Regions from separate parts of the Homo sapiens genome. Here region 2 is linked to region 1. Evidence: chromatin loops called from intact Hi-C (ENCODE). Cell type or tissue: endothelial cell of umbilical vein. All regions are shown on one strand.

Region 1 (2,500 bases):
TCTAGAAATAATTTAAAAATTAGAAAAAAAAAATTAGCCAGGCATGATGGCACATGCCTGTAGTCCCAGCTACTCAGGAGGCTGAGGTGGGAGGATTGCTTGAGCCCAGGGAGTCAAGGCTGCAATAGCCACAGTCACACCACTGGGCTCCAGCCTGGGTGACGGAGCAGGACCCTGTCCCCCAACCCCCAACCCCCCCCAAAAAAAGGATATTAACTCAAGAGATCTTTTAAACAGGACATCAAGGTAGTCACAGGGAAGAGATTGTGTTCGACCAAAAGTGACTTTCTCTTTTCTCTTTAATCTTTTCTTTTTTTTGAGACAGGGTCTCGCTCCATTATTCAGGCTAGAGTGCAGTGGCTCCATCACAGCTCGCTGTAGCCCCCCCCTCCTGGGCTCAATTGATCCTCTCACCTCAGCCTCCCGAGTAGCTGGGACTACAGGCACACATGTCTAGCTAATTTTTTATTTTGGTAGAGTTGGGATTTCACCACATTGCCCAGGATGGTCTTGAACTTTTGGGCTCAAGTGATCCTCCCACCTCGGTCTTCCAAATTCGGTGCTGGGATTACAGACGTGAGCCACCACACCCAGCTGTTTTAGCCACGTTTAATGAGTCTGTGACCTTTGTCAGCCATCATGGAAACCCAGCATAATGTTGCATGCATGCCTAGTTGGTTCTCAAGTAGAATTTTGGAACATAATCTCTTCATAAATTAAGGGCTGGTTGTGTATTCACATTTTATGATATTTTATATTTCTTTTCTATTTTTATAATTATAATTCCCTTTCAACAGTTTTTCCTGATTAAAGATATTTTAGTAGCTGGCTTCTTTTTAAACTCTTTTTAAACTTTTTAAAGTTTTTAAACTTTAAATTTTAAGAAGCTTTTGTAATATGTGATTTGTCTGTTTATGCCTTATTTTGTTTGTTATTTTGAAGCAAACATAGGAAGTGGCTTACTGCCTTGTATAAAAAGATATCAGAGAACAGTGGAGTCATTTGGAAAAAGCGCAGTGGTAAAGTGGCTTCGGAAGTGATTTTTTCCCCTTATTTTCTGGCACAGTGCTTTCTAAGATGATGTTGCTCACTGTAGTTTTCTTTCACTTTTAAAGGCATGATGGTTCCAGGCAGGATAATCTTAAATGGTGATTTGTCATCTTTTTTTCCCCTTGCAGCATTGCTATGGCAACAAAAGAAAATATGACTTCACAGAGAGGAATGTTGAAGTCAATTCACAGCAAAATGAACACTTTGGCCAGTATCCTTTTTGAATGTTCGCAGTCTGTGTTTTGAGGGTAGAGGGGAGAAGTGTCTGTGTGTGCTTTTATAGGGGGCAGGTTGCCATCATCAGTAGCAGTAGAGCCCATCAGTAATTGCATAATATGAATATACTGTGCATTCCTACTTTGTGAAAGTTTATGCTCTTTAGTACCATTCCTAAAAGACTGCACCTCAGAAGTTTCTTACTACTAGATGTAGAAGAAAAAAATTATAAATGTGAATTTAAAAATTATCCACCAATTTCTTCTACATTTTAGAAAGCTTTTAAATTCATGTTAGAACTCCACACTATACATTATTCTTACCTAAACATGATAAATTATATGCCTTTGTTGTTTTTCCCATTTAGAGATAAGTCAGTGGCAGATGCTTGGAAGGGGGAAGGAAGGAGACAGCCACCCGTGCAGATGAGCTATAGCTACTGATGGAGTTTGTAACTCTATGCACAGGCTGAATTCTAGGATACATTCTCCACTTGTTTGTTGTAACCTCTACTTTAAAATGTTTCAGTTTTCTGTTTTAAATTAGGATTATTAATACTTCCCAGAAACCCACTAGGGAACCAGAAAAGCCTGGCACTCTGAGTCATTTCATTCAGCGAACCTCTGAAAAGACAAGCCTTCTAGGCAAAAAGCTTTCCTCCCCAACTGCCAAAGGGGGAGGAACCTAGAATTTTCAAAAGCTGAGTATCTTGTAGTCCTAGATAATTTGAGTTCACTTTTAGTTTGATATGTCTTTGCCTAAGGAAAAGACTCTCCTGATGTGTGCTGTTATTCTCCAGTCCACTGTGAATTTTGTTCTTGCCTTGTCACCCTAAGTATAAAACCACATGTCTAAAATCACATTTTAGATAGGGCTATAAAATTTACAGAGTGCTGTTATATACATTATCTCATTTTACTAAACTATGAACTCAATTGCCAGCCAGAAAAGCTGATCAGTGAATTTAAGAGTTTGTATTTAGTGAAACTTTTGAAACTTTGAAATAGAAGTGTGAGTCAGATAGCTGATGATTTAAAACACTAAAGCCTTTCTCAATTGTTCATTAGAATTTACCACCACTCTTCTTTGTGACCTCTTCTCTACTGCTCTGTAAGCATCTCTCCCATAAGTTCTCTCTCTCTTTTTTTTTTTTTTTTTTTTTTTTTTTTTAAGACAGAGTCTCACCCTGTTACCATCCAGGCTGGAGTACAGTGGCACGATCTCAGCTCACTGC
Region 2 (2,500 bases), 180 kb after region 1:
CACCTTAATCCCAAACACAGGATCCCTTTAGAGCTGGCAGGCATTTCTGGGTTGCCGCAGACCCCACCACTCCCTATCACACTATTGCAGCTTGGATACTGCCGGCTTTTTTCTTGGTAACAGCCTCAGAGCCTCCATATGAGTGGTCGTCTCTGCCCAGATCACCATGAGGGGGACTGCTATTTAAAGCCAGCAGGTCCCTGCCTCAGTTTACCTGTCACTTCCCCAGGGCTGGGAAGCCTTCTTTGTGCCGGGACTGGCCAGTGCCGGGACTGGATCTGTCTCATTCATTGCTGTTTTACCACTCAATTCATTACACAATGAATCCTGGCCCTGAGGCTTGAAGGAGAGAGAGGCAGAGTCAGTGCCAGGTTGAATAAGCCACTTACTGGCCACACGTTCTGCAGAAGCTAGCTGGTGAACTTGCCAGGCACATCGCACTCCTCAAAGGGGGAGTCCCTCCCCGTTGCTGGTCCGAGGGATCTGGGTCTGAGAAATCCCTCTTCCTCCCCAGAACACACTGGCCAAGTCCAAGTCCAGCAAAGCTTAGGGCTTCTTCCCTGGGATCCTCAACCCCACAGGCCAATCCCACCCCTCAATCGTCCCGGTCTTTTCCATGCATGGTCCAAATTTCCTCCAGTGGAGCCACCAGGGCAAGGCCTTCCGCCTGCCAGACTTTCCCGGACTCCCCAGTTTATCACCCATCTTCCCGCACCTCCCTCAACCCTCCGCTCCTCTCTCCCTAACACCGGGCTGTCTCCTCACCTTCTCACACCTCCCAACCTCCCTACGCATTTTTCCCTTCCTTTAAGCAGTCCCCATCTCAAACACGCTCAGCTCTCTCCCTTCACCCCCACTTTGTCCCCTCACACCCCAACTCCCCCAGCTCTGCGCTCTTCACCCCCCTCCCTTCCCCGGGCTGCCCCTCCTGAGCACCTGGGAAGAAGAGGCGGGGCCCCCTCACCTGGCGGCCGCAGAGCAGCGGGGAAACGGCCCCTAGCGGCCGGGGAAGGAAGCGCAGCCCAGCCGGGCTCCCCTTCCAGCTGGTGCCTAACTAGGAATCCGCCTCCACTTAAACGCCCGCCTGCTGCTCAGGCTGGAACCCGGCGGCTTCCGGGATTCTCGCTTTCCTCCACTCCCCCGCTTTCTCCTGAGCGCCTACTGTGTGCCAGGATCTGTCCTAGGCTCCGGGTAGACAGCAGTGAACAAGAAACAAACATCCCTGGACTGGGGAGTTGGTATTCTAGTGAGGGAGATAGATAAATGAATGAAAACGAAACTAGGTCAGGATATGCTGTGGGGACTAGGAGTTCGAGACCAGCCTGGACAACATAGTGAGACCCCCCCCCCCCCAGTCTCTGGGACTGGAGAGAGATAAAGGGGAGAGGAGATCAAGGGAGTGAGGAGGGTGGGGGTGTTTGCAGTTTTCTTTTTTCTTTTTTTTGAGACAGAGTCTTGCTCTGTCGCCCAGGCTGGAGTGCAGAGGTGTGATCTCGGCTCACTGCAACCTCCACCTCCCGGGTTAGAGCGACTCTTGTGCCTCAGCCTCCTAAGTAGCCGGGATTACAGGCATGTGCCACCACACCCAGCTAATTTTTGTGTTTTGCATTTTCTTTTCTTTTTTCTTTTTTCTTTTTTTTTGTGACGGAGTCTCGCTCTGTCGCTCAGGCTGGAGTGCAGTGGCATGATCTCTGCTCACTGCAAGCTCCACCTCCCGGGTTCACGCCATTCTCCTGCCTCAGCCTCCCTAGTAGCTGGGACTACAGGCGCCCACCACCACGCCTGGCTAATTTTTTGTATTTTTAGTAGAGACGGGGTTTCACCGTGTTAGCCAGGATGGTCTCGAGCTCCTGACCTCGTGGTCTGCCCGCCTCGGCCTCCCAAAGTGCTGGGATTACAGGCGTGAGCCACCGCGCCCGGTCCTGTGTTTTGCATTTTCAATAGAGTGGTCAGGAGGTAACATATAAGCAGAGTTCAAGGAGGGTGCAAAGTAAGGGGTCCTGTTGACTCTGCCCCTAAGACATGCCGAAAACCTAACGTTTTCCCCCAGCATCCCGTTCTGGGCCTCCATCACCTGCCTCTCACCTGCATGACAGTGGTGATCACCTCACGAATCTCCTGGGTCCCTCTCAAATTGACTATATAATTTATTTATTTAGAGACCAGGTCTCGCTATGCTGCCCAGGCTGGTCTCGAACTCCTGGGCTCAAGCGATCCTCCCGCCTTGACCTCCCAAAGTGCTAGGATTACAGGCATGAGTCACTGCGCCCGGCTGACCTGTATAATTAAAAAATAATAATAATCTATAAATAATATATATTTTTTAAGAGATAGGAGTATCGCTCGGTCACCCAGGCTGGAGTGCAGTGTTGCAGTCATAGCTCACTGCAGTCTCTAACTCCCAGGCTCAAGTGATCCTCCCACTTCAGCCTCCCAGGTAACTGGGATTACAGGAGCACACCAGCATTCCTATCATTTTCTTTCCTTCCTTCCTCCCTTC

The links. Peaks named below come from ENCODE experiments on the same cell type or tissue, not always from the same donor. Only the 100,000 strongest peaks of a DNase experiment are listed, where the experiment ranks them.
Region 2: it touches region 1 in a loop (2.8-fold over the local background); 1 of 110 quality-filtered maps calls a loop at or near these places.

The regions. Positions count from the first base shown.
Region 1 is chr17:30,518,761-30,521,260 of GRCh38, forward strand. It overlaps GOSR1 (golgi SNAP receptor complex member 1), which reads left to right. Exons shown (of 9, transcript NM_001007025.2): 8 at 1,179-1,261. Among named protein-coding and RNA genes, the nearest start is that of GOSR1, 43 kb to the left of the region's middle. In endothelial cell of umbilical vein, no CTCF peak of the experiment used is centred here; a DNase peak (open chromatin) is centred at 1,141; H3K27ac peaks cover 1,703 bases.
Region 2 is chr17:30,697,064-30,699,563 of GRCh38, forward strand. All of the region lies in intron 3 of LOC105371723 (a long non-coding RNA gene), which reads left to right. Among named protein-coding and RNA genes, the nearest start is that of CRLF3, 130 kb to the right of the region's middle. RefSeq lists an enhancer at 2,340-2,500. In endothelial cell of umbilical vein, CTCF peaks have their summits at 1,013 and 1,215; DNase peaks (open chromatin) are centred at 978 and 1,258; H3K4me3 peaks cover 292 bases.